Regions from separate parts of the Mus musculus genome. Here regions 1, 2, 4 and 5 are each linked to region 3. The links are chromatin loops, found by intact Hi-C in ENCODE. Cell type or tissue: left cerebral cortex. All regions are shown on one strand. Links, peaks and the distances in the headings refer to the core of each region. The heading gives the core; the rest is flanking DNA.

Region 1 (5,989 bases), core at 488-5,487, 630 kb before region 3:
AGGGGTAAAGTGATATATTCTGGTACATATAAGAATTAAAGTTAAGCTAAGGCACATAAGGAGAACGTCCAGTCACAAGTCATGAGACAAGAAGTTTGCTTTCTGAAAAGGAAGAGGATGAGTAAACATACTGGGTCAGAGAGGAAAAGTGAGTCAGATAGATCAAGGCTAGAAGAGCTTGTTCAGTAATTGTAGAAGTTTCCTGGTAAGGACTGTCCTTACTGGACACTTTATGAGTGAAAACTATTGCTCATTTTTAAACCCCTTTTCAAGGTCATTACTATCTTTTAACAAATCAAATGCCCATTAGTACATGGTATGAGTCTATTTATTCATTCATTCATTCATTTATTATTTACATTTTGGTACTTACAATGGGGAATGAAGTAGACTTTGTATCCTCTTCCAATGAAGAAATTAAATAGTTGAATATTGGAAATGCTGCTATCTTCTCATGGAAAGTCATGAGTGCTAGCTTGATCATATTAGCCTGTTAAGGACCAAGGAATTGCATCAGAGAAGCAATATATAAATGCCAATGTATTTGTGTTTGTTTATTTTTGAGACAGTTTCATACTATGTAGTCCTGTCTGGTCTGGAACCTGCCATGTAGTCCAAGCTGACTTCAAACTCACAGAGATCTATATGCTTCTGTTTCCCAAGTGACAGACTTAAAGATGAGAGCCACTGCACCAGACTCAACATATTTTACAAATGGAGAAGTTTTGAAGGATCATTCCACCAAACTAGGCTGAACCCATTACATAGTTCCTTTTGCTTGGGATGTTGTCATTGAAGATAGCATGAGGGCTGCTTATGAACGTCCCCTTTGGAGCTCATGCAATTATACTGGGACTTCCATAGTCAACAACACAAAGATATCAGGAAAATTCTCCTGGCATCTACTAGAAATAGTGTTTTGAAGAAATATTCCAACTTGTATAGTTTGCAGCAAGCAATTCTCACACAAAGCTCTAGTGAACTTCTTTACAGAAATATTGCAGCATGTGGATGTGTGTGTACTGTGTGGGGAAAACAAAGAATGAGCCAGAGGTTGGCTGAGAGATTAGAAAAATCTCAGGGGAAATACTAGTTGATTCATTATTTGCTTCAAGTTAAAGTATATTCAAAGGGTTTTCACCTTAGTGACTGAATCTTCTCTGGATATTCTCCTAGTTGGTGTTTATAACTGTTTTATTGACACAGGCTTTCTTTTTTTTTTTCCATTTTTTATTAGGTATTTAGCTCATTTACATTTCCAATGCTATACCAAAAGTCCCCCATACCCACCCACCCCCACTCCCCTACCCGCCCACTCCCCCTTTTTGGCCCTGGCGTTCCCCTGTACTGGGACATATAAAGTTTGCGTGTCCAATGGGCCTCTCTTTCCAGTGATGGCCGACTAGGCCATCTTTTGATACATATGCAGCTAGAGTCAAGAGCTCCGGGGTACTGGTTAGTTCATAATGTTGATCCTCATATAGGGTTGCAGATCCCTTTAGCTCCTTGGGTACTTTCTCTAGCTCCTCCATTGGGAGCCCTGTGATCCATCCATTAGCTGACTGTGAGCATCCACTTCTGTGTTTGCTAGGCCCCGGCACAGTCTACTCCTCCATTGTTGGTGGGATTGCAGGCACACACACACACACACACACACACATACTCACACACATATATCTTAGCCCCCATATTGTCCTCCTTCACCTCTTTGAACACTTCTTGCAAATACACTTATTTTTATCATAAGCTTCCTCTCTACTGAATGGGAAAGAGTACAATTGGTTAAGATATTGATTTGGACATCATTGCCAAGCAGCAGGGGCTTTGACGACTGGCACATTTGTACTCACATGCAACTCCTTATCAGCAATCAGCTTGATGAAGAGAAGAGGAATTGGGACAAATAAATGAAGGGCCTCATTACACTATTCAGAAATGGGATTTTCAGTTCTATTCCCAGCAGGCATATTATGGGGCCAGGTCACACACTGTGTTTATCATCTGCTGCTCTGGGTTGATATCACTCTCACCCTCAAGTATGGCTCTGAATTACGGGAAAGGTAAGCAGATCTGATAGAGTCATCAGATGCTTTGCCTAGGGTAATTACTTGACCTCATTTTACAATTATTCTTGTTCAGATGACCTTGCTAAATCCCCAGCACACAATGAAGTGCTCCCTGCCAACTGACATGCACACGTGAAGAATTCCTCCACACTGGGAAGAAGAGAAACAAACAAACAAACAAACAAACAAACAAACATGCACTGTCTATGACACTGTGCCTTGTGTATTTCTGTGGTGCATTTCTGCACCTGTATGGTTAGTTCTGAGAGCTACTTGAATGCAGAGTTAGGAAGGCTCAAGAATAAATATTATATGTGCAAAATAAATTTCTAAAATCTAAGTAAGTATACAATTTTCAGTGGGTGAAATTGTTATCTTGCATCTCTTTTCCAGATTATATATTAGCCTTTTTAGGAAATACTTGGTGTACTCCCTTCTTAGCTATTTCTTTTCTAGAAGTGGAATACTTATGCAAACACTTCCATATGATAGGCTTGGAAAACTTCTAAGACCTAAAAGTCACACATAAACAAGGCAGGAAAAAATTCTCAGCTGAAAAAGGGCTTGCTACACAAGCATGAAGACCCAATTTCGTGCCTGTCACAACAATGCAAAACAAAACAAAACAAAACAAACAAACAAACAAAACAACTGCAGAATTGCATGCCAGTAATTCCTAATTCCAATACTGGGAGTCTGGGACCGAAGGATACCTGGAATTCACTGGCCAGCCAGTTTAGCTAACTGAGGACATACAGGTTCACTGAAAGTCCCCTTCTCAAAAATTAATGTGGATAGCAATTGAAGAAGTCACCCAATGTCTGCCTCTGGTCTCTCTATACATATACCACAGAAATATGCACATTCTCATGTGTACAAACACTACTCACAGACACGCAGACACACACACACACACACACACACACACACACACACACACACACAGAGTACTTGCAGGTCTGGTAGTTGAATCTAGATTGATATGAAAGATTCTTGAGTAGATCAACTCATCTCAGAGACTTATCTTCATCTTATTATTATTCATGCTTTTTCTTTGTCATTCTTCTTTATATTTATTTATTCATAGTTATGATTTCAGTCGTCCCTTGGTATCTGTATGATATTGGTCTATATCAACTACATGGTACAAGTGACAGAAAGCAAGACATGGATGGTCTCCATTAGAGGCAGCGCTGCAGCAAATATGAAATTATTTTAAAAAGCAGAGATATAATCCTTGCCTATGAATGTGTCTTCTGGTAGCCAGCTGGCCTGTTTTTAAAGAGCGCTTATTCTCTTCTCTTTCTGGGACGGCGGGCTGCTTTCCTTCTGCATGGCAACTTTGATGATGCTTTAGAAGATTTGTGCAGAGCAGAGTTGAAAAAATATGTGCACAAAAAGATGAGCAAAAGGCATATTTCAGTACTTGTCATAGCTTCCAGATGGCATAGTTGCTATGGGTTGAATACTGTTTGTCCCTGAAATGCATACATTGAAGTTATGATCACAAGGCATTGAGAAATGATTGTGCCAGAGGGTTGCAACCCTCCGAGGAGAATTCATGTTCATGTAAGGATACAGTAAGAGTAGGTTGTGTGTCTCTAGAACAAAAAGGAAGCAAATTCACCCAAGAGGAGTAGATGACAGGAAATAATAAAACTCAGGGCTGAAATCAACCAAGTGGGAACAAAAAGAACTATAGAATCAACCAAACGAGGAGCTGGTTCTTTGAGAAAGTCTTAGATAAACCCTTAGCCAGACTAACTAGAGGGCATAGGGACAGTATTCTAATTAACAAAATCAGGAATGAAAAGGGAGACATAACAACAGAATCTGAGGAAATCCAAAACATCATCAGATCCTACTACAAAAGGCTATACTCAACAAAACTGGAAAATCTGGACGAAATGAACAATTTCCTAGACAGATACCAGGTACCAAAGTTAAATCAGGATCAGATTAATGATCTATACAGTCCCATATCCCCTAGAGAAATAGAAGTAGTCATTAATAGTCTCCCAACAACAACAACAACAAAAAGGCCCAGGACCAGATTGGTTTAGTACAGAGTTCTATCAGACCTTCAAAGAAGATCTAATTCCAATTCTCCTCAAACTATTCCACAAAATAGAAACAGAAGGTACTCTACCCAATTCATTTTATGAAGCCACAATTACTCTAATACCTAAACCACATAAAGACCCAGGAAAAATAGAGAACTTCAGACCAATTTCCCTTATGAATATCAATGCAAAAATACTCAATAAAATCATTGCAAACCCAATCCAAGAACACATCAAAACAATCATCCATCATGACCAAATAGGTTCATCCCATAGATGCAGGGATGGTTTAATATACGGAAATCCATCAATGTAATCCACTATATAAACAAACTCAAAGACAAAAACCACATGATCATCTCATTAGATGCTGAGAAAGCATTTGACAAAATCCAATACCCCTTCATGATAAAAGTCTTGGAAAGATCAGGAATTCAAGGTTCATACTTAAACATAATAAAAGCAATCTACAGCAAACCAGTAGCAATCATCAAACTAAATGGAGAGAAGATGGAAGCAATCCCACTAAAATCAGAGACTAGACTAGGCTGCCCATGTTCTCCCTACATATTCAATATAGTACTTGAAGTCCTAGCCAAAGCAATTAGACAACAAAAGGAGATCAAGGGGATACAAATTGGAAAGGAAGAAGTCAAAATATCACTATTTGCAGATGATATGATAGTATATATAAGTGATCCTAAAAATTCTACCAGAGAACTCCTAAATCTGATAAACAGCTTCAGCACAGTAGCTGGATATAAAATTAACTCAAACAAATCAGTGGCCTTTCTCTACACAAAGGATAAACAGGCTGAGAAAGAAATTAGGGAAACAACACCCTTCTCAATAGTCACAAATAATATAAAATACCTTGGTGTGACTCTAACCAAGGAAGTGAAAAATCTGTATGAAAAGAACTTCAAGTCTCTGAAGAAAGAAGTTGAAGAAGATCTCAGAAGATGGAAAGATCTTCCATGCTCATGGATTGGCAGGATTAAGGTAGTCAAAATGGCTATCTTCCTGAAAGCAATTTACAGATTCAATGCAGTCCTCATCAAAATTCCAGCTCAACTCTTCACAGAGTTAGAAAGGGCAATTTGCAAATTCATCTGGAATAACAAAAAACCTAGGATAGCAAAAAGTGTTCTCAACAATAAAAGAACCTCTGGTGGAATCACCATCCCTGATCTCAAGCTGTACTACAGAGCAATTGTGATAAAAACTGCATGGTACTGGTACAGCGACAGACAGGTAGATCAATGAAATAGAATTGAAGACCCAGAAATGAACCCACACACCTATGGCCATTTGATCTTTGACAAAGGAGCTAAAACCATCCAGTGGAGAAAAGACAGCATTTTCAACAAATGGTGCTGGCTCAACTGGTGGTTATCATGTAGAAGAATGTGAATTGATCCATTCTTATCTCCTTGTGCAAAGCTCAAGTGTAAGTGGATCAAATAACTCCATATAAAACCAGAGACACTGAAACTTATAGAGGAGAAATTAGGGAAGAACCTCAAAGATATGGGCACAGGGGAAAATTCGTGAACAGATCAGCAATGACTTCTGCTCTAAGATCAAGAATCGACAAATGGGACCTCATAAAATTGCAAAGCTTCTGTAAGGCAAAGGACACTGTCAATAAGCCAAAAAAAAAAAAAAAAAAAAGGCCACCAACAGATTGGGAAAAGATCTTTATCAATCCTAAATCTGATAGGGGACTAATATCATATATATCTACATACCCATACCCGTACCCATACCCATACCCATACCCATACCCATACCCATACCCATACCCATACCCATACCCATACCCATACCCATACCCATACCCATACCCATACACATACA
Region 2 (5,989 bases), core at 382-5,381, 130 kb before region 3:
ATACGTGCAATTAATATATTTACCCTCAAACTCCACAACATCACACTGAATACCTAGTATACAAGGCATAATTTCTACAAAAGATTTATAGGTTTCTAAGCTCAAGACATCTGCCTATCTGATAAAATTCTACAAACATAATAAATCTTCTCATTTAGAAATACAATCCTCTGTGACAACGTTTGAAGTACTGAGAATTTCTTCACTAAAAACATTTCCCATGAAATAATTCATAAGATAAATATGACAATACAACTCCATTAATGACAGAAAAATAACCTACATGCTTATCACTCACACTTAGAACTCTCTCTATAAAGTGTTGCACTACTATGGGCAGCTCTAGTCTCTATAAGCTGTCAGACATCCATAGAAATATGTGAGAAACAATACTTTCAGGATAGAATCTTCCTCAAATGATCTGTTCATTTTCCCCACAAAGAAATATTTCCAGATGTTGCATACTCTACAGCCAATTCATCTAACTAGCTCATAAAAATCAATTTCTTGTTTTCTTTATGCTTTGCATATTTCTATAATAAGAAGAAAAAGCCAAGTAAAAATCTTTCTGTATCCTTGACTCTCCTTATCCAGACCAGTTAACATATATGCTTAATGCATATTTTCTTAAAGTATCCAGTATATGCTCCTTAAGTACACATTCAGCATATTGAAGTGACTAACCTTGATCAGTTCCAGGTGCATAAATATAAAAGTCTCTTTCTAGGAAAAGCCTGACCCACTTTAACAAGGATTGTTGAAGTCTATTATTCATATGGCTTCAGAGAACAACAGAGGTTCAATAAGATCTAAATGGTGACTTTGGAGTGGTAGGCTTTTATTAATGTAGGACGAAGGGTGCTTCTTCTGCAAAGTACAGGAATTGGGTAAATAGCATTGATGCAGATATTAACAAGCACTTTGAGGTGCGTGCTGCTCTGAGGGTGTCTCAAACACTCCACCCCAGCCACCTCTATGGATGCAGTGAATGCTAACTATAAATAATTCATCTCTTCATCGAATTGGGTACCATAAGTACCCAAGAGCAGAAATTGTTAATATTTTGATATTTAGTCATGTAAATACTCATGCCATCACATCCTGGTCACTTTTCAAATGTTGACATTTTAATCTTAAGGTGGGAATTTAATTTTTTATCTTAACTTTTATACCTTTTGGTGTGTGTGTGTGTGTGTGTGTGTGTGTGTGTGTGTGTGTGACAGCTGAAGGTTTCAGTGAATAAGTTTGCACATAATTTTAGAAGCAAGGATTTAAAGGTGATTTTTAAAAGTCTGACAAAAGAAATTATTTTCTCTTCAAAATAATTTAAATTATTTTAAAAATGCATTTTACTCTCCCACATTTAATAAGCCTCCAAACACATATCTAGTGTAAACAAGGAAAAAATATTTAAAAAGAAAAGAAACCAAAACAACAAGAAAACAAAGAAAAGAGAAAACAAAACAAAACAACAATTAAAATAACATGGATCAAACACCACTTAATTTCACGCCATTAATGAATGTGTTCTTGGTATCTTTATAACTTGACTTATAATCTGTAAACTTTATAAATTAAATTATACCATAAATCAGTGAGAAGATGAAGCATACCTAATAAACCCTCTGATGTTTTTCCTTTAATTCAGACATGATGCCTTAAAAGATTTAAATGTTTGTGGAATCAGTTCTGTTGAATGCACAGCAAAGCTATAGCATCATGTATCCAATACTTCTTACATGGCAGAATATACCGAAGCACACTAACAACAATCACCACATTTTATTTCCATGATCAACCTTCCCACTGTACCTGTAATGAGGTGAAGGGTTGCCTCTTGCTTCACAATTTAATGTTATTTTTTTGTCCTCTGAATCAACAGGGAAAATACTGTTGCTGGGCTCTTTGATAAACACAGGGCCTTGTAAAAGAAGTTCACCTGCATAGGAAGAGGAATAAAATAAGAAGAATAAATGAAAGTTGTCATATAGTGTACAGTCCAGAATGGAAAATAACAAATAGCAGCTATTGTTTACTCTTAACTGTCTCTACTTCCCAGCACATACCATGCGGTGTGCACATTGCTTGGTTAAAGAGCATCTATCAATTTATCCTTAAGAGTGAGTAAACTCCTCAAGAAGCAGCAATCCACGAGAAATGTCACCATGTTTAAAAATTCATCTCAGTCTGTAAATAAAGCTGTAGCATTACTTGCCAAAACAATGCCCATATACTTTATGCATGTTTTTGGAGAATAAATTCATTACCAGAAATCTTTTCTATTATATAAATCTCTTTGCAAAATTAAGCTGAAATGAAAATCCAGAACGTTTCTAATAACATTTGAGGAATACACACAACTCATGGCTGCCAACCCATGTTTATGGTTCATTGGGATATTCATATACTTCATAGCACACGACACAAAAGGATGCAGAGATGATTAAGTGCCTTTCAAAAAGTGTTCCTACTTTAGGAGAACTGGGACAGTTTCTGAAGGTAATTGTCACATTCACACATATGAAAACAAAATTCTAATTGTACTATGTGTTGGGAGAGGAGAAAGAGAATGTTATCACGAAACAGTTATGCAACTGAAATTGTGTAACCATCGCTAGAGCATTTTTTAAAAACAAATTCAATTTTTTTTTAAGAAATCTTTCCTCTCATGGAATACTGTGCCGAATTGAAGAGGAGTTTCTCCTAAAGCTGAGAGGGATGGCAAAATAAACTCAAAGACTAAGAGAATTCATCAAATGTAAGACAAAAACAAAATGAGATTGAATAGTTTCAAAAGCCTCTGAGAGACAGAACTTACATTTTTATATGCTTCAGAGAGCAATTACACAAATAGAAATACATGCCATAACAAGGTAAGTCATAAACTTACAACATAAAACCACAATAATCATCTGAATGAAGGACATATCCTTAACTATGCTTTGGAATGAGCCCTTAACTCACTAATGCAATATTTAATCATCAAGATGCTCTTAGCATGAGTAACGTATTCTGTCCAGTATACAGAAGAAGAAAGCTAAGCTAAGCATGGTTAGGTTACATAAGCACTTTTACCCAACATTTTAGAATGCCAGTGTATACAGTTTAGAAGTTACTGCAGAGCTCATGTAAAGACGTAGCTTTGCCTTTTCTGTAAAGCATTCGATGTCCTAATTCTAGAAACTTCCCTAGGCTTCTATGAGATAATGTACAACACAGCTTATCAGAGTGTTTTTGTTTGATGTGATATATCAGTCACTTTTCTGTTTTTGTGATAAGATACTATGACCAGAGCAACTGAAAAAGAAAATGTTTCCTTTGGCTCATGGTTCTTGAGAGATGAGAGTCCATCATGGCAGAGAAGCATGGCAGCAATAAGTAGGCATGGAGGCTGGGGCAGCATGTTGAGGCAGATCACATCCTCTACCATATACAAAAATCATAGAGAATGGAGTGGCTATAGCAAATCCCACCACCAGTGATGCACTTCTGTAGCAAGGGCATGTGTTCTAAACCTCCCTAACTGCTATCTACTGGAAACCGAGTGTTCAAATATCTGAACCTTTGGGGGGATGGGGGACATTCTTATCCAAACCACTATAAGGAGCGAATAGCTATACTGGATAGCGATACTGCCTTTGTCAGGCTAGACAATATCTTTGTTGGAGAATAGTCACACCAGAATAACCAAACATGTGATCATGTGTGAAAGATTTGAGTCTCCAGTCATCAAGCTGAACTGGAGACTGAATCTAACCACTTATATAACCATTAGTCAGAATAGCATAATAAGGTCCCAAAGCCACTTGTAATAGTACAATTAGTTTTACTGATCTGTAGCATTACAGTCTTTCAAGGTGTTATACTTACAATTATAATTTAGGTCAAGGAAGTGATAGATTCCAAAGTCCACTAAAGAGATACTAGGTAGTGTCTAAAAAGTTCTGAGAAACATTTATTGTTCTCAAGATAAGGTTATACTGCTGGCAAAGACAAAATCCAACACACAGGTGTGTTACCAAACAAAAACAAAAACTAAAAGACTTTTTTACCATAAGATGTACTGGCTAGTTTTGTGTCAATTTGACACAGCTGGAGTTATCACAGAGAAAGGAGATTCAGTTGAGGAAATGTCTCCATGAGATATAACTGTAAGGCATTTTCTCAATTAGTGATCAAAGGGGAATGGCCCCTTGTGGTTAGGACCATCTCTGGGCTGGTAGTCTTGGTTCTATAAGAAAGCAGGCTGAGCAAGCCAGGGGAAGCAAGCAAGCCAGTAAAGAACATCCCTCCATGGCTTCTGCATCAGCTCCTGCTTTCTGACCTGCTTGAGTTCCAGTCCTTACTTCCTTGGTGATGAAGAGCAGTATGGAAGTGTAAGCCGAATAAACCCTTTCCTCCCCAGCATGCTTCTTGGTCATGATGTTTGTGCAGGAATAGAAACCCTGATTAAGACAGTGTTTAAGTACCTCCCTTACACTATAGACAGTGGCAACTTTCAGTTGTTCTGCCACATTTTCAAGTTTACTGTGGCACAGAAGCAATGTGAGTTCTAGATTCTGATCTTCTATGAAGCTGAGCTTCAGCATCAAGCCTCAGCTTTAAGGCTGATGTAAGCATGGTCTCAAGTTTAAACAATGTATACTGCAGCTCCTACCTATACCAGATGATCAGTAGAATGGTGCATTAGCACCTTTCAACTTGCAATGTGTTTACTGGGATGTGATATTACACAGCATGGGTCAATGAATATCTGTGTGATTGTTAATAATCTGTATCTAAGCCGTTGCTGTAGCATAGCTTCTGGAACATGCCACACCGTCAACATTAGTCTGGATTGTATAAACAGTTGAGGTTATTTGAAATACATATGAAATATTCCTCATGATGCCTCTTTATTGGGAAAAATCACATTTTAAAAATGGGCGGATGTTAAAATAAGATTTTAAGTCTCACTGTTACCTTCCCAACTTGGAAATGGTTTGTCCTCCAAACCAGGGAGGGACAGAGAGGATAAATACTTGGACAGAAATGGCAAAGCCCATTCGTAGGGAGAGGCTGGGTACCTGATAGAAACCTTCATGATTTTGATTTGTATCTAATTCCAAGGCATAACTCTGTCCAAAATACAGTCAGTCAAAAATTATCCCTTAGCTTGCTTTTTGAACTTTGCTGTTTTGTGATGACAGTGAAATTAAGAACTTTGAGAACATACCTATCATGTCTGAAATTTAAAGATCCTGAAAGGCACTCAAGACAATCAATGGCTATGGGGAAGCTTCCAAATCTTTAAAACTAAAAAAAAAATTAATAATGAAATGTGACAGGTTAGCCCATGCTTTATGCTTAGACAACACACAAAATCCACTTGGTCTTTTTGCATTTGAATGGAATTGGTATTAAGGGGATGCTGAGATATGCTGTCCTAAACTCTTGCCAGAAACATAAACATAGCAGAATCAGACTCTGGCCTTTGCTATCCATGAGGGAATATGCAGCATTTTCTTCAATTAGTTTTGATCTTCAAAAGGATGTATCCTTTTCCCCTGTAGATATTCATAACAATCTATAGAAACCTGATATATAACAGAAGGTAGCCTCTTGCCTGATTAAATATATTTGGTGTAACATTTAGATTGATGTTGAATCTGACATTTTGTGACAGGAACATTTTTTTTTTGATATGCTAGCCTAGCTGCAAAGCCCCACTTTTAGCTTTACAACTTAAAATAAAGGCTGTATAACACTGCTGAAAAAGACTAATAAGTCCAAAAATTCAATCCTAAGGTGTACTTCCTCCTTGCCTCTTGCCCCTAACAGCTACAGGCAACTAGGAATAAGTACCTCTGAATGTGAATACAAGCGTTAAGGGATGCTAAGGTAATGTCACATAAAAGATCAAACTGTACCTGGTCAATTCTAATGGTCACATGTCATACACATTTTATGTAGACTGAGGAAGAAAAACAGAAAAAAAAAAAACCTTCAC
Region 3 (5,989 bases), core at 453-5,452:
AAAAAAAACAAAACAAAAAACCAAACAAACAAACAAAAAAGGCAAAGACCAAATAGCTTACCTATACAGTTCTGGAGTTGACCACAACAGAAACCACAAAGAAATAAGCATAGCAACAAAGAGTCCCTATGTCATCTCCCTATCTCCTACTGCATACAAGTAACCTGCTTTTGCTGCTTTGAGCACTGAATGGTGATTGAGAAACTAGCGAATTTGGAGCCAGCCAGAGCAACTCTGTTCAGTGGCTGTGCCACAACACAGTGATATACAGATCTGGCAGTCTGCGTGGGCCGATTATAACTATATACTGTTTCAGTGGCAAATGTATTAGAAGTTAATGGGAACTTAAAGTTGGACACTTAAATTATGTAGTAAACACAAAACTAGCAGATGTGTACTGGATGAGTGAAGGGAACTGGGCACTTATAAACGGGAAAGATGCATATTTTGCTAGTAGAGTGAAGAGGCCATTAGTTTGTAATAACTAGGTGTGCATGAAATGTGACAGAAAAAAAAACTGAAGATAAATCAGCAACTCAAAGACTCCAGCTTATTGTCTACAGCTAATCTTTGCTCTACTTCAAATTGCTTGGCACTTTGGTCCTCTTAAATATTGTGTTGCTATTTTGAGAAACACTTGGGCTGTCTACTTGTGTTCTGAAGGATATCTAAAAGTTAGAATCCTCCCGGAGGACAGGACAGGATACCTTCACGTCTTCAGGCAGATAGCTCGTCACACCTAGACAGTCGGGAGGATCTGGAGTACAATTGCCAGAGACGGCCACTGCCTGAATCTATTAGCCTGCAAATCAATGATCTCTTCTATGTCCCTGCTATCTATCCATCTTTCCATAGGAGGAACACTGGCTTGCAGGCAACTTCATCATTAGCTGGTAAAAGTATTCAGCAATTTGCTAGAGAATAGTACCCTCTTCAAAAACAAAAACAAAAACAAAAACAAAAACAAAAACAAAAACAAAAACAAAACAAAACAAAACAAAAACGTGTGTTATTGAGTCTCAACCTAGGTCACGAAAGCATTCAGAGATCTGAACTCTACCGAGAATGTGCACACAGAGATCTCTTCACATGGCCTCAATATCATCAAATACCTTTTATGAACATACACAAGAACATGCAAGGTGACATGCAAATATTAAGCACTCTATAAATGTTACACTTAGTTATGAGGAGGCTAACCTGCAGGCTTCTTCCCTCGTGACAGGAATCACAACACGAAGGGTTAAAACCACCCACCAGCATGCAGGCAAAGTCAGGTTAGAGCTAGCAAACACAGCCACTGCTGAAAAAAACTAAGTGACAAGTCTGACTTGCTATTGAGAATGTAATAGCTCTTTGAAAGGCAATTACTCCTCCTTTCCGTCTCCGAGGGACTCTGACTCGGTGTTCTTACTAATTCCCAGCTTTAATCTATTTACAGATCAGAATGTTTTCTCACCTAGGGGGATATTCATCTATGTGGGGGTAGACAGAAATCACGACACACATCCTCCTGTACTGTGCATGTGTGTTTAGTTATTTTTGCTTAATCATTCTAAAATGATTTGGGGGTTGACCTACTCCCCAGATGAGCTGGGCTTTCTGACCACCTTCGCACATCACACACATCACAGGCGGATTCTTTCTGTAGCTCTACTTCTGGACATATTCTATTGGGGTTAGGAAACTGCCCCTTTCCTTTCCGAGGGCTGTCTGCTCCCATCCTCTTCTAAATACAGGTTTGCTGTCCTCACAGAGCTGGCACCGTTGGTTTTTTAAATCATTCATCTGAGCGTATCTTTTTGTAAATCAGTAAGAGAGCCCAATCGTAGGTAGGACCCTTGCGGAACAGTGGAGCCCTGCACAAGCAGAGCCCAGAAGCCTTGCATTTCATGCAATCGGAAGTAAGGGACAATCCATCTAGAAAGTGCCTATAGTCTGACCCAGGTGTCCGGGTTGGCACTTCCCAGTTTTCTGCTTCAGATATTCTGTATGAGCATTACAGGGCTCCTGAGAACATAAGGTTAGCCAGATCCCTGACAGCTCTCGAGTCAAGGCAAAAGAACTACAGTCTATCAGGAAAAAAAGACAAACAAACAAACAAAAACCTACAAGGGATCCCATTTAAAGCTGCCCATTTCTGAGCGAAAAGAAAACGCAGCTGAGAAAACTTGGGTGCTAACAGGCACATCCACCCTGACTTACTCAGATCTGTGAGTCAGGACCACAGCTTCAGACAGAAAACGCATCTCGTTCTTAACCCGGGACTATGCCCTGGGATTCTCTCTCAGCATCCCTAGGGCTCCCAACTTTTCCCCCCCTTCAACTTTCACTAGCCAAGTGGCTTATATTAAGAGGAGAATTGGTTGCTTTTTTTTTTTTTTTTCCAGCTTCTCGGCCAGAGAAGCCGTCTCATCCCCAAATCGATCCTAGCCCAGAGTGGGGAAATCATGTCCCCTGGCAAACCGGCCCCAGAAGCATCTTTTACTCTAGACCCATCAAGTGCATCTATCTCCCAAGCAAACAAACTTTCGCGGCCAAGGAGCCTTAAAGCCAGTGGGTAAAGTTTCCCAGGCAGGTGATTCATCCCAGAGCCACGACTGTAGTAGTGAGCAAGAGGACAACCCCGACCTACCTAGCTGCACCAGCTTGCAAGGCGCCCGCCCCGCCGGCCCGGCCCGCCGCTGCCGCTGGCTAGCCCGGGGGGCTGCCCTGCGCGCTCCTGCGAGCCGCCGCCTTGGCCGCAGCGCCCCCGTCCGCGCTGTTCTGCAAGGTTCCGCACACTTCCCAGTCGGACCCGCGGCGCCCGCCCGCCCGCCGCCGGCGCCACCGCGCGCCAGGTTGCTGTGGCTGCTGCAGGCGCCGAAGGTGCGCTGCCTGCGCCTGTGCCGCTCAGCCTGGGGCTCCTGCTCCCGCGCGAGCACTGAAGGGAGGGAGGAAAGGAGGGGGGCAGAGGGTGGGAGAAAGGGGCGGGGAGCGCGGCGGCGCAGCCAACAGGGTCCTGCGCCTCACGCTGCTCGCACCACCACCCTCCCGCTGCGCCTCCGCGCCCCGCTGCCACCGGTCCCTGCCTGAGCCCTGAGCTGCTAGAGCCAGTTTACGTCTGTCCAGCCACAGAAGGGACCAGGAAGAGCTGGATGGTTGGCGGTCAGCAAGTCACCGCTGGGTGGCCTCCTGCCTCACAGCTGGCATCTAGGTAGCACCGGTTTTTAAGGACATAGATTCCAGGTCTCTTGCAGCTGAGCTAACATAATCTCGCAAAATCGCCACTTTTATCATTAAAATATAATTATTAAGGGTACGCAATAGATAGATAATGGATGGATAAATTGATGGGAGGAAGGAAGGAGTCACAGACAGACACTCCAGATAGTGGACTGTGGTGTTTACAAGAATTCAACACACGCAGTCCCCATACTAACCCTAACTTTATTCTTGTTCCATGACTGTGCTAGAAAGAAATTAATTTGCTAAGATTTCAATGAATCTGTTATGAAACTAATCCCAATTTAGTTTTGACAAGGAACCCATTAAATCGGTCTGGTCACTTTTATTTCTCTAAGTACACAGAAATAGAATTGGATTGGATGATCTGGGTGTGAACATAAAATGACCGAAATCCCCAACCTTTGAGCTCAGCCAAAACCCTGCGCAAATAGCATAACTTTGTTTTTTTGTCTGTGAAAACAATTGGATCATATGGTGGCTGTAAGTCATCATGTAAGGAATGACCAATGAAAAGGGTGGAAATATATATAGATATATATTAGATTATATAATATATATATATATATATATATATATATATATATATATTTGTGTATGTGTATGTACATATATACTGTAGCAGCTACAGGGCAGAGTCATTTAGTAGCACTGGCATCAAGTTTTCAAGAGATAATTTTGTGTTCCACATGGTGGGATGAGATAGAGACTTGAAGATCAGGTCTAGTGAGTTCAACACTAACCTGTACTAGAGAATAATGATGTCTTAAAATGGGGTGGGCAGATACTTTTTTGGCTTCTCACACACACACACACACACACACACACATTACATATATTCACAATAATGAGATGCCCAGGACCTAGTATACTGCTTAGCGATTATCTCTATGAGTGAAACTATTTTATAAGTCTTGTACAATAATTTTATTTTATTATCAAGTTGTCTTCGCTTTATATTAAAAAAAATCATTGTAGTTAAATTACACTGGGGCATTTACAGCCCTAACTCCTATCTCCTGCTCTCCCTCTCTCTCTTCTGACGATGTACTATGCTACCGCAGACAGAAGGAAACAAGGTACATTGAGAACAGCTCAGCTGGCTCAGCTGGCCAGATGTGAAAGGGGAATTCCATTTCATTCTGGGGGAGTAGGTTTTCAGTCTTCTCCACTTTCCCCCAAGACACAGTCATCAGTTGCCTGAAATTCAGGAAGAAATTTGAACTTCTAGGGAGGTTTGAGAGACTTTAAAAGAGGTTCTCACCCATTTTGTCATTAGTGGTGCAAAACATTGCTTCCCACTGACTTACTGGTCCCCAGCCTTACCTAAGCAAAAACAAAGGGCTTCACTATGGTGCAGGTGGGTTAGCCCTGTCCCTAAAGTGCTCAGTAGTTAAGCTCATTCATCCTAGCAACAGACAGCAGCCTCTGGCATACAGTCCCAAAGATTCCCAAGTGTTGGTTATTTTTGCCATTTCTCTTACTATCAGGAAACTGCTCATACTCCTAAGAGTAATGGCAGAATTTAAAATAATAATAATAATGATGATGATGATGATGATGATGATGTGGGGTTGTTTATGTTTGAAAGGAGTAGAGGGAGGCAATGATAGATCGAGACAATGCTATAAATAAAAGCAATGTGCTTTCTCCATTCAGAATCAAATTGCAGTGAATTTGGACTCCTTAGGGTCTCTCTACTTAGCAAACGAAAAATATTAAATCAGGTAAGGAAGGAAGGTTTATGGTCGGAGCAGTTGTTATAGGTTACTGTAAATAATCTTTTTGCTTGCAATCTGAGAACATGTTCGCAACCCCCCTGAGTGTGACAAAATGTTTTATTGGGCAGAACTGGTGTGTTCTGGAAGGATCAGAGAAAAACTTTACATGCAAATTATGCTCATGTCTTGCAACTAGCAGGGACAATTACTGTCATGCCCACATCCATCACAGACGTGCCTCCTTCTTTAATGCATCTCCATAATGCACTTTGCTTCTAACACACCTATATGTCCTGTCTAATAGGACTAAAAGGACACGTAGCAGTGGGGACGGGGCTGGCCCAAGGCACTAAAACAGCAGCAAGACAGACAGCAGAGAAGATCCTTTAAATTAGACCAAGAGAAATTTACACGCTAACCCTGCCTGGCCCTCTCCACATCATTAGTTTCTTCCCAACAGTTCATGTTGCCTGTGCTGCTGAAACCTGATTCGTACTGGCAAGGGGGTTGATGGTTTTTTTTGTTTTTTTTGTTTTTTTTTTTTTTTAATGTTATGGTTGCAAAAGAAGGAGGCAGGATCATCCTAAATTTTGCATAACCCATGACAAACATTAAACACAAACCCCAGTTCGCTGTCAGCATGGGTAAGAGGTGTATAAATATACGCATATAGAGAGACCTGGTCCTCACTTCAGATCATCCCTTTGCTTAGAATGTAAAGCATATCGTGAGTCAACTGAAAACCTGATATTTACTAAAAGTTGATACACAAGAGCAGGTTTAAATAAAATTTCCATTCAATTTCTGGGATGGAAGCCCAGGAAATTAAAAAAAAAAAAATTAAAGGCACATGTGGATCTTCTCAGTGTGAATGCCGGATGGAGTTTTTATTGAATTTGGCCTCAACTGATTGTAGCATTAGAAGCAATTCTGCAGTTAAGTTTCAGCAGCCATTTAGATGGCAAATCCTCTCTCTCTTTTTAGGGCATTATAACGAAGAATAATAACTTCCTTTTCCTATGGTACCTTTTATATCAAAGCTC
Region 4 (5,989 bases), core at 648-5,647, 400 kb before region 3:
AGGCTGCTCCAGTCCAGAATAACTGTTTAAGTGCATTTTCCTCTGAGGAGTCAAATTAGTATTTAGAAATGATAGGTAATATTGTAACAATGGGAAAGGAACATTTGGAATAAATGAGAAATATTTTAGTATAGAAAAACTCTGTGTGTGTGTGTGTGTGTGTGTGTGTGTGTGTGTGTGTGTGTGTGTTTGTGCATTGTGTGTGCTGTGTGTACCGTGTATGTACTATGTGTCTCCATACATCATGTGTGCACTGTGTTTTTATGCATCCTGTGTATGTGCCTCACACATAGGAAAGTGTTTAAACTCATAACATAAGAATATTTCTATCAAAAGTTTGCAGTATGTAATTTGCAAGTTCCTTTGGTTTACCAAGCAAATATTAAGGCATCTCAGATTCCTCTAAAAGGATTTACTGTTTTTATTAGATTCATATTTTACCTATAATGAAGTAGAAATTTAAAAACACATAGCTGAAAACAACATGCATAATCACTGTTTCAGAAAGCACTTTTTTTATGGGGGTAACCAATTAACTTTCCAGGAAATAATAAAAAAAAAGCCCTATCACCACAAAGCATTTACAATAAAGAACAGTAGGACAGACATATAACCTGACAAAGGGTGGATGTTAGAAATGGCTGACGTGGATCCTCTTGCATCCATACCTGTCAAAGATGATAAAGGGCTCATTAGCAAGGGTGGTAATCAGAACACTGGAGACTGAATGTTTCTGTTCCCTCTAAACTTATGCTGAAATCCTGTTTTCAGTTGTAATGATATTCATGCTAGAAGTAGTAGTAGTAGTAGTAGTAGTAGTAGTAGGAGGAGGAGGAGGAAGAGGAGGAGGAGGAAGAAGAGGAGGAGGAGCAGCAGCAGCAGCAACAACAACAACAAAAACAGCAGCAGCAACAGCCTTGAAGGTCTTTAAGGCTCTGGACCTCTCCCTCTGTTTCCCAGGTAACTGAAGAATTTTAAGCATCAGCTTAGACACTCCCCCACACTTAAACTAGCATTGGAAAAGGCCAAGGCCACAGGGCAAGTGCTTTCTCCTTGTCAAACGAATAGATTATAAATTCTATCCTGATCCTGGGCCTTTTAGTTACCTGGCCAGGAGTCCATTCTTCTAGGAATCTGAATCATCTGAAGCCAAGCTAAGAAGGAAGGGATAGTTATCCCCTGATCCCAAGTGAGATGATGTACTCTGCCTTCCCAGAAGTCCCTTAGTGAAGACACTTGCCCTCCAACAGGCAGCATGAAGCATAGCTGTGGAAGCATGGGGCATAGTCATGTAACCTCCTTGCTTTTGAGTTCTAATTATTGTTTTTTATTTTTCTTTGTGTCTTTCTGTTTGTTTGTTTTGTTTTGCTTTGGTTTTTTGGTTGTTTGGTTTTTTTGTTTTTTTTTTTTTTTTTTTTGAGATTGGCCAAAAGCCAAAGCAACTCCCATACCCCCTGGACTGTCTCATTCCTTCTATAAGGCTCCCCATCTACTTATATTATATATTTCATTTTATTAAAACTGCTTGCTAGCTTCCATTGCAAAAAGTGTGAATTTTTCCTTTTCCTAGTGTCCATCCTCCTCCTCCAAGCAGCTGCCAGATTTACAGTTTACCTGCCCAGTTGTTTTTCACCTAAATGTGAATAAAACTGTGTTCAAGCAAACTATTAAGTCCATTTCTAAATTCTTTTGTTGATAACACCAAGAACCCAAAAAGGTAACCGAGTTTCTTTGGTAAAATTTGGATCTTAAATGTTTTGAAAGCATTTATAATTCTGTAGGCACCTTAACCATGGATTTTCTTAAATCATGAGGAATAAATTTCTGATGGTATAAAACAGGTAGATAATGATACCTTTATAAAAGTACTCTGATCTGGGTGATGATGCTGGCATATGCCTTTAATCCCAGCATCCAGGAGGCAGAGGCAGGCCATGCTGTTCTACAAAGCAAGTCTCAGGACAACTAGGGCTCCATGAGAAACCCTGTCTCAAAACCCAACCCCTTCAAAAGAAAACCAAAAAAGAAAACAACAACAACAAAACAACACAACAACAAACAAAAAAACCACAAACAAACACAACACAACACACACACACACACACACTCCGCACGTGAGTGGATGCGTGTGTTTGGAAAGTAGTTTGAATCAACTAAGACCCACAAGAATGAAACGAAAGCCTGTTCTATCAAAGCTAAATCACAGCTAGAGTCACTGGCCGCTGAGTACACAGAAGTTAGGGATATATCCAAGTGTTAGTGAATGACTCCAGTCTGTTCATTTCATATACTTTAACTTTAGTTAAATTTGGAAAACAACTTCATCATTGTGAAAATGATTAGACTTAATTACAAACAACTAGTGAGATAATTTGATGGTTTAATTGAAGAAAGATTCATGGGATAAAGGTTTAGAAAATTTCCTTATCTCTATATAGATACACTTTATGCATAGTATGAATTATTATCATTGCAAAGGAATCAATAGAAACTCAATTTTCAAAAGCAACCCTGTGTATTCACCTGACTACACAAGATCAACAACAAGGCAGGATCAGGTGGTCTGGTTTAGGCAGTTATCCTTGAATGAAAAGGGAAGTATCGCCACCAAATTAAAATACCTCCCATGTATCTCTAAAGAAGCCTAGCACTTAGTCCTGTTACTAGTCCAACTCTCTTTTTTGCATTTAACTGTAGACCTGACATTATTTGATAATAAGGAACATAGGCCTCTTCCTTTGCAAGGTAAAACAATCAGGGTTAAAGAGATGAGCTGGCTCAGAGATTAAGGACAATGCTCTTGGAGAGTACCTGAGTTCACTTCATAGCACCCCCTGTTAGAGTTGCTCAACCTCACACCTGCCTGTAATTCCACCTGCAAGGGATTGGAATGATGCCCTCTTTTGGCAGGTGGAGACAACTGCACTCTTGTAAGTATGCACGAGTTCATGCATGTGCAATTTTCTAAATCCTAAAAAAAAAAAAAAAAACCTTAAAATACTCAAAAATAGACATATTCTCTTTTGGTCCATTGAATTACACAGACTTCCAGGATAGTACCCACTCTGAATTGGCCTTTACAGAGTTAAGTGATGAAATAATTATTGGTCATTTTCTTAGGATAGTTTGATTTGTGTGCTTTAGTCAAAATATTTTCACAGAGAACAAAATTTTCCTGCATTGCCAAATTTTCCACTCTTCAGTTGCTAATGCCAGTCACTTCATTTTCAACATTAAAGGCCATAATTGAGGTCTTGATTGCCCAGTACTAGGGACAAAGTCAAGATGAGCACATGGAATTATGAGAACATTTTAGTCATTGGAAAGCACAGGGCATAGGATAGGCTTTATAGCACTTCAGTTAATGCTGGAGAACTCCTGACAAGATTTGAAAGTAAGAATAAAATTCATTTTGCCTTGTCACTGAGGAAAAATGAATGTAAGATTCTGTTTCCCTTAACTCAGAAATTGAAATTTTCATAGTAAAATAAATTTCTTGGGATTTTTCAGAGAAAAAGTTTGTGTGAAGTGCCTGTGAAATTAAAAAATAGATATTTAAAAAACCTGTCTCTGTGTCCAGCACGTGTAGGTAGATTATGATAGTTCAAGTTTAAATTTTCCTATTGAAGGAACTGATATTTTGCCTGTGATTAGAAGGGGATGAACATTCGGAAACAGACAGAATTTCACTGTATAAACCACGCTGTTCTTGAACTAATTTAGTAGCCTAGGCTGGTCTGGAACTCAGGACTTTTCTGGTTGGAAGTCTTGAGTCTGAAGATTATTGGCTTGAACCACTATACCTGGAGATGTCAAAAGTATGAAAATGCATGTGTGGCTCAATATTACCCTTGAGATGGGTTTAGGAAATTTGGCTTGAGCAGATAATTCTAAGGCAAATGTAGGCAGAACTCAAAACAAAGAGTTTAAATAATATATTTTGGTAAATAGTGTTTAATGCTGTTTCTTGACCTATGCTTTACACCATTCTAGTGGTGTTCTTTCTGTCTTTATAGTACATGCTCCATATGCACCAAATACATGCTGGGGAAAATGGACAGGCAGCATACCCATCACTGATTTATTATAGGGTTCAATGACAGTGATGAAAATTAGGGGGAGAATGAGCTCAACCGACTTACTGGTTATTCTTGGAATCCTGATCTGCTCACTACTGGTGCCATCCCCTCCATCTGTGGTGGCCTTGACCTCAATAATGTAGTCTTCTTTGATAGGCAGCAACAGTTCAGCTGAAGTTTTATTTGTGTTCAGCACGTGCACATTATTCTGACTGCTAGTCCTATAGAAAACCTAGAAGACATAAATAAACCCACTTTTTATATAGCTAGCTTCTATGTCTTTCACAACTTTTGTCACTCCAAAATGACTTTAGGTCTCTATACTCCTATTATATAAAGTGTACTCCATGTTAGGTCTTAAACATGGGTAAACAATCTGGAACCATTGGGTTCTCAAAACTGAGGAAGCTGGGTGAATAATGAACTTTTTCCATGGAAAACTCTCTGTTAGGCTAGGCATTGGTGAGTGGGGTAGATTAGAAACATAGAGATATGCAATATATGAAAGGAGAAGGAGACCATTGCTTCAGAGTCTGAATGAAGCCTTTCCCCATCCTTGAAGTAAAAATTTTGAGCCATTTATATTTGTTGTAAAGGGTGTCCACATAAAGCCAACATTCTGCTTCTGATAGGTATTTTGTATACAATGTATAAAATTTTGTGAAGGGCCTCATTCCTTCCAGCAGTCATTTCCTGAGGATTATAAACAAAACTGTTATCTTTGTATAAAGCCCCTATTTTCCAGAATTCTGTTTAGACAGACTGTAAGTCCATTAGTTGCCTCTCAGGAAACTTCTGATAATCTCATTTAAGCTTCTTAGCAATCTTGTGACTACAGTAATTTCAAAGGCCAATGACATCTTATATGATTATTATAAAAAAACTAATGAACGTGACCATCCTTTGAGGAAATGGTAGCTGCACTTATCTGATTTTCTGTGAGTATTCTTAATGAAGTCCACATGCATGCTCTAGAGTCTGTCTTTGTTTGTTTGTTTGTTTGTTTGTTTTTGTTTTTTTTTCAAGACAGGGTTTCTCTATGTAGCCCTGGCTGTCCTGGAACTCACTTTGTAGACCAGGCTGGCCTCGAACTCAGAAATCCACCTGCCTCTGCCTCCCAAGTGCTGGGATTAAAGGCGTGCACCACCACTGCCTGGCTTCTAGAGTCTGTCTTAACTTCATTCTGGGTACCTGTCTTTCTTTAAATCTAAGATTAAGACTATTAATACAGCACATTAAACCTAACATTGCTCATAAATTGGATAGAACTGAAGTTCTTTGAAGCTGTAACTATAGCTTTATTTGTGCTCAAATTTCTAAAAGTCTAGGGATCTCCTCAGATTGTTAAGGATAAAAGTAGGAAGCCTTCCTTTCTGCCTCTGCCCATCCCCAGTGGCTGCAGATAACAGACAGAGCCATGTGGAATGTATCTGGCTGTAGGGGACAAGGAACCAAGGGCAATCCTTATGGCTGGTTTTAAAAATAGTATTTGATGAACACTGAAAACAAATAATAAATGTTATGACCATCATGCTTGAGTTCCTTAGGAAGCAAAATTATCACACATAACTTGTATTTGACAAGTCGGATATTTTCAGAAAATGATCTTTTTAGGAAAAGCTTAATAGTTATGTAAAAATTAGCTTAAGAAACCATATCATCAGTATTTTAAGAATAAACTTCCCACTTAGCTTTCCGTATAGCATCTTTGTGAAGGTAGAAAATGTGAAGTCTGAGCCACCACTGACCTTGTAGCCTGTTACTTCTGATTCATTCTCCATGGCTTTCACTTGTTCCCAATTAAGTAGCACTTTAGTGTCTGTAGCATTCCAAACAACATTTCCTGGTGGCTGACTGGGAGCTTGAAATGCAAAAGGAGAGATTAAAACTGATTTGAGCTCAAAGTCATA
Region 5 (5,989 bases), core at 406-5,405, 910 kb before region 3:
TTCTGGAAAGATCAGGAATTCAAGGCCAATACCTAAACATGATAAAAGCAATCTACAGCAAACCAGTAGCCAACATCAAAGTAAATGGAGAGAAGCTGGAAGCAATCCCACTAAAATCAGGGACTAGACAAGGCTGCCCACTTTCTCCCTACCTTTTCAACATAGTACTTGAAGTATTAGCCAGAGCAATTCGACAACAAAAGGAGATCAAGGGGATACAAATTGGAAAAGAGGAAGTCAAAATATCACTGTTTGCAGATGATATGATAGTATATATAAGTGACCCTAAAAATTCCAACAGAGAACTCCTAAACCTGATAAACAGCTTCGGTGAAGTAGCTGGATATAAAATTAACTCAAACAAGTCAATGGCCTTTCTCTACACAAAGAATAAACAGGCTGAGAAAGAAATTAGGGAAACAACACCCTTCTCAATAGCCACAAATAATATAAAATATCTCGGCGTGACTCTAACGAAGGAAGTGAAAGATCTGTATGATAAAAACTTCAAGTCCCTGAAGAAAGAAATTAAAGAAGATCTCAGAAGATGGAAAGATCTCCCATGCTCATGGATTGGCAGGACCAACATTGTAAAAATGGCTATCTTGCCAAAAGCAATCTACAGATTCAATGCAATCCCCATTAAAATTCCAACTCAATTCTTCAACGAATTAGAAGGAGCAATTTGCAAATTCATCTGGAATAACAAAAAACCGAGGATAGCAAAAACTCTTCTCAAGGATAAAAGAACCTCTGGTGGAATCACCATGCCTGACCTAAAGCTTTACTACAGAGCAATTGTGATAAAAACTGCATGGTACTGGTATAGAGACAGACAAGTGGACCAATGGAATAGAATTGAAGACCCAGAAATGAACCCACACACCTATGGTCACTTGATCTTCGACAAGGGAGCCAAAACCATCCAGTGGAAGAAAGACAGCATTTTCAACAATTGGTGCTGGCACAACTGGTTGTTATCATGTAGAAGAATGCGAATCGATCCATACTTATCTCCTTGTACTAAGGTCAAATCTAAGTGGATCAAGGAACTTCACATAAAACCAGAGACACTGAAACTTATAGAGGAGAAAGTGGGGAAAAGCCTTGAAGATATGGGCACAGGGGAAAAATTCCTGAACAGAACAGCAATGGCTTGTGCTGTAAGATCGAGAATTGACAAATGGGACCTAATGAAACTCCAAAGTTTCTGCAAGGCAAAAGACACTGTCTATAAGACAAAAAGACCACCAACAGACTGGGAAAGGATCTTTACCTATCCTAAATCAGATAGGGGACTAATATCCAACATATATAAAGAACTCAAGAAGGTGGACCTCAGAAAATCAAATAACCCCCTTAAAAAATGGGGCTCAGAACTGAACAAAGAATTCTCACCTGAGGAATACCGAATGGCAGAGAAGCACCTGAAAAAATGTTCAACATCCTTAATCATCAGGGAAATGCAAATCAAAACAACCCTGAGATTCCACCTCACACCAGTGAGAATGGCTAAGATCAAAAATTCAGGTGACAGCAGATGCTGGCGAGGATGTGGAGAAAGAGGAACACTCCTCCATTGTTGGTGGGATTGCAGGCTTGTACAACCACTCTGGAAATCAGTCTGGCGGTTCCTCAGAAAATTGGACATAGTACTACCAGAGGATCCAGCAATACCTCTCCTGGGCATATATCCAGAAGAAGCCCCAACTGGTAAGAAGGACACATGCTCCACTATGTTCATAGCAGCCTTATTTATAATAGCCAGAAACTGGAAAGAATCCAGATGCCCCTCAACAGAGGAATGGATACAGAAAATGTGGTACATCTACACAATGGAGTACTACTCAGCTATTAAAAAGAATGAATTTATGAAATTCCTAGCCAAATGGATGGACCTGGAGAGCATCATCCTGAGTGAGGTAACACAATCACAAAGGAACTCACACAATATGTACTCACTGATAAGTGGATACTAGCCCAAAACCTAGGATACCCACGATATAAGATACAATTTCCTAAACACATGAAACTCAAGAAAAATGAAGACTGAAGTGTGGACACTATGCCCCTCCTTAGAAGTGGGAACAAAACACCCATGGAAGGAGTTACAGAAACAAAGTTTGGAGCTGAGATGAAAGGATGGACCATGTAGAGACTGCCATATCCAGGGATCCACCCCATAATCAGCATCCAAACGCTGACACCATTGCATATACTAGCAAGATTTTATCGAAAGGACCCAGATGTAGCTGTCTCTTGTGAGACTATGCCGGGGCCTAGCGAACACAGAAGTGGATGCTCACAGTCAGCTAATGGATGGATCACAGGGCTCCCAATGGAGGAGCTAGAGAAAGTACCCAAGGAGCTAAAGGGATCTTCAACCCTATAGGTGGAACAACATTATGAACTAACCAGTACCCCTGAGCTCTTGACTCTAGCTGCATATGTATCAAAAGATGGCCTAGTCGGCCATCACTGGAAAGAGAGGCCCATTGGACACGCAGACTTTGTGTGCCCCGGTACAGGGGAACGCCAGGGCCAAAGGGGCGGAGTGGGTGGGTAGGGGAGTGGGGGTGGGTGGGTAAGGGGGACTTTTGGTATAGCATTGGAAATGTAAATGAGCTAAATACCTAATAAAAAATGGAAAAAAAAAAAAAAAAAAAAGAAAGTACTTCAAATTTTACTTGATGAAAAACGCCGAACTTTGCCACTGGAGGGCGCCAGTTCACAATTTTACACAGCAGCCATTAACCTCGACTTAAGCTCTTTCCTCAGAAGTTGGTGGAGCACGCTAAATAAAGTCCTATTTCAAAGATTAAATTGGAACTGCTTTATCCTTTCATAATTCAGAATTTCAAAGACCAATTTCTTAGCATAATTGGAAGTCACAACATTTCATACTCATTTCTGAAATCAATATTTTTAGCTCAGCTCACATTAACCCAGAAGGTTGGTCCTCAAAAAGTCGGGACAGGAGAGTAGTTACATCACCACTCGGCAATTATTATTTATCTTAAGAACAGTAGAGTATGCTCTCACTAACTCAAATGTTGGCTTCAACAACATTTCAAAAAACGACCAAATGCAATACTTTTGAGAAATGTAATTTCAGGTTCAAGTGGATATTTGAATGCATATCTCTGGCCCTCAGTTTTAGCTTCTCATCTTGTTTGTGCACACGGATATTTTTCCAGGAAAACTACAGTCATCTCAGCTCTTCTGTCTCTACAGGATTCCCCGTGGTTTTCTCTTACTGCCAAATGCTACAGAGGCTAAACTGATCGAACAAAGGAATAAAACAGATGTGGAAAAGCCTTCTCTCAGAATGCTTCTTTGAACCAAAGAAGTCTATTCTCTTGAGCCTCTCTTTCATGGAAAAGTGGCTTTGGAGTCAGCCTACTTTCAGAACTCAAGTTACCCAGAGGACTGTTTTCTTAGGTTTCATCTGTACCCCGCCCCAATTCTCAGATATTCATCTGAGAAATCATGTGTGTGCACATACCCCAATACTACTGTTACTTCTGATCACCCATCTTTCTGGATGTTAATAGTTTTCATTATTTAGTCCAGTGTGAACCTGTATAAAATCCAGACATGTGAAAAACTGCTCAGTGGATCACTGTGTTCTTTTACTTCTGTCTGCCTTTGGATGTTAACCAGTGAAGCTGGGTAAAGACAGAGCTTGGAGATTTGTGTTGAGAGGTAGAGATATGCATGCCCTGCTATGTGCTGTTTATATTCATCACTTTGGATCCTTTTACTTGAGAAATGTATTCAGGTCTCTTTTTAATGACTTTATCTTGAAAGGAAAAAAAAATAACATCTGTCACCTCTCATCTACTTCCCAGGGATGTTTTGACATGCCGTGAATTATGTTAAGTAATTGATGTAAAAGTAGTGCCAGGCCCACACAGCAGCCATGTGTGCTTCTCCTCCACTTCCCATGTCCCTTGTTGTTTCCATTCAAAGACAGACAACTAAAAACCCCGAGCAGCTGCATTGACCAAACTTAGTTTATTTACTTCCCTCTTCGCCACCCCAGATGTCAAAAATTCTATTTTTTACATTACAGGTACCGTGTACCTTTAAAGTATCTCTTCATCCCTTTCTTTAAGTCATCTGAATGATTTGGAGCAGGAACATGGATCTGTAGAAGGAAAGATGTGCTTTGCAGAACAATTCCCCACATTAGAGTTGCTCAGTGAGAGGCAGTTACCCTCTGGTCTTCTTTTAGAGAGCCCTGTGCTCATGGTCGCTCACAGTGGCACGGAAGTACCTATTCTTCCGTTGGCATTTAGTCTTGGATGCACCAGTGTAGGAGAGGTATAAGAACTCCTCCACATATGGAAAGTGACTACAATGATAAAAATAAAGACAATAAACACTGATTTTTGTTGTTTCTACTTACCTAAAAAGCTTTCTAAATGGCCCCAGACATGCGCAATGTTAAATACTTAGCTTCCTGTGGTATACTGAGGGATGTAAGTCTTCCACAGAGGACCCCAGTTTTGCCTAAAGAGATCTATTTAAGAATTTTCTTCAAAATCACCGTGCCATTAGTAAGTGAACAAGAAGAATATTCGGAGAGAAGAATTATGGGTTACTCAATGCAAGCAATGTATGGTGTAGGATGAGGAATGGAAGATTATAAGCATTTTGTTCACTGGTAGAAAAAAAATCAGATATAATATCAAGGAGATTCGCATATTGTAAAACCTGATTAGAAGTTGGGTTTCTGCCTGTTTTGGAGGGTGTGTGTGTGTGTGTGTGTGTGTGTGTGTGGTGTCTTGTGTGTGTCAGTAGTAACCTTGGTAAAACCCTATTTGATAAAGGCATAGTGTACTGATGGGATATTTTTCAATCATTTGGAGGCTATCTGACCTTTATGTCAGGTCTCCCTGACTATCCAAGACCTTGTACCTTGGATAAGTAGAGATTTTATAAATGACTTGTCCTAAAGCAGCAAGCTCTTATCCAGAATGGCTTCCTATGCCCTCCTTCACTGAGGCTCTCAGCTTACTTCCCATGTTCGCCCTTGGCTCACGCCAGCCAGGCACATGCCCTCTACTCCCAACACATGCACCTTGGCTCATTGGCTCCTTTGCCTTGGGACTTACATTATTGACCTCACCTCTTTAAATCTTCCTCGTTTTTGAATCTAGCTCATGTTAGCCAAGCATTGCTGGCTCTGATCAACAGGAACTGAGATCTCTCAAACCTCCTCCAAAAGCTTATTTTTCTTACTTCTTGCCTGGTTGAATCTCTCTGGGTCTCAAAAACACTAGGTTGGGGTTTGCTTCACCGATACCGATTGATACCAGGGCTACTTTTCTCATAAGACTTAAGTCTTGGATGGCAAAGTCCCTGGATTTTTCCTGCCTCCAGTGCCTAACTCAATGTTTAGCACAGAAGAACAATCCACAAATGTTACAGGAATCATTAAAAGAATCAGTAATTTGGGATTTTGTTACAGTTTCACATGTATTTATATCTGCTTACAAGGCTTATAGATTCTTTTTAGCCAAGAAAAGCAGAATATGAAAGTCAGAAGCAAAAGTTGGAGAGAAAGAAAAATCCAACATGTTGCCCTTCCAAGCAGAAGACTATGCCACTTATGAAGTGTCTTAACAAAAGTATTGGTCTAGCATCTCATAAAGAAACCATACAATTCACAGCAAATACAAAGATCAGGTTAGTAGAACCATTCAGGTGTGATGAACAAAATGTAGAGTCTGAAATTTTATAACACAGGTGTTAGAAAGTCATGACCCATTCCTTCTTATTTTGCATACTCTTCACATAATAATGGTTTAAGAAAGAAGTTGAAAAATATATATGTGACACTGATGTTTCTTCCATAGGAGTGATTCATTTTTCCCCATAAATAAGTTACAAATGAAAAAGGGGAGAAAATAAACTGATATCACAGGTCAACTCATTATGCAGTGAGTTTGTCTTATTTGTATTGTGAGGTAACCTAGTCACA

The links. Hi-C counts contacts between places; a loop is a spot of excess contacts. Peaks named below come from ENCODE experiments on the same cell type or tissue, not always from the same donor. Only the 100,000 strongest peaks of a DNase experiment are listed, where the experiment ranks them.
Region 1: it touches region 3 in a loop (2.2-fold over the local background); 2 of 42 quality-filtered maps call a loop at or near these places.
Region 2: it touches region 3 in a loop (2.8-fold over the local background); 2 of 42 quality-filtered maps call a loop at or near these places.
Region 4: it touches region 3 in a loop (2.3-fold over the local background); 5 of 42 quality-filtered maps call a loop at or near these places.
Region 5: it touches region 3 in a loop (4-fold over the local background); 2 of 42 quality-filtered maps call a loop at or near these places.

Annotation. Positions count from the first base shown.
Region 1 is chr6:101,928,532-101,934,520 of GRCm38, forward strand. No RefSeq gene overlaps it. Among named protein-coding and RNA genes, the nearest start is that of Gm9871, 160 kb to the left of the region's middle. In left cerebral cortex, for the core only: no CTCF peak of the experiment used is centred there; a DNase peak (open chromatin) is centred at 3,469; H3K27ac peaks cover 244 bases.
Region 2 is chr6:102,435,991-102,441,979 of GRCm38, forward strand. Cntn3 (contactin 3) reads right to left here. Exons shown (of 22, transcript NM_008779.2): 2 at 1,813-1,939. Among named protein-coding and RNA genes, the nearest start is that of Cntn3, 26 kb to the right of the region's middle. In left cerebral cortex, for the core only: no CTCF peak of the experiment used is centred there; DNase peaks (open chromatin) are centred at 2,596, 2,997 and 3,551; H3K27ac peaks cover 2,299 bases.
Region 3 is chr6:102,561,516-102,567,504 of GRCm38, forward strand. It overlaps a transcript of Cntn3 not described here. Among named protein-coding and RNA genes, the nearest start is that of Cntn3, 100 kb to the left of the region's middle. In left cerebral cortex, for the core only: CTCF peaks have their summits at 1,827 and 3,164; DNase peaks (open chromatin) are centred at 735, 1,388, 1,553, 1,752 and 2 more places; H3K4me3 peaks cover 2,981 bases; H3K27ac peaks cover 2,644 bases.
Region 4 is chr6:102,164,751-102,170,739 of GRCm38, forward strand. It overlaps Cntn3 (contactin 3), which reads right to left. Exons shown (of 22, transcript NM_008779.2): 20 at 5,828-5,940; 21 at 4,143-4,311; 22 at 1-668. The coding sequence ends at 568. Among named protein-coding and RNA genes, the nearest start is that of 4930587E11Rik, 98 kb to the right of the region's middle. In left cerebral cortex, for the core only: a CTCF peak has its summit at 2,889 (motif pointing left); no DNase peak of the experiment used is centred there.
Region 5 is chr6:101,647,807-101,653,795 of GRCm38, forward strand. It overlaps the pseudogene Gm32453. Among named protein-coding and RNA genes, the nearest start is that of Gm9871, 120 kb to the right of the region's middle. In left cerebral cortex, for the core only: a CTCF peak has its summit at 2,747 (motif pointing right); DNase peaks (open chromatin) are centred at 2,727 and 2,983.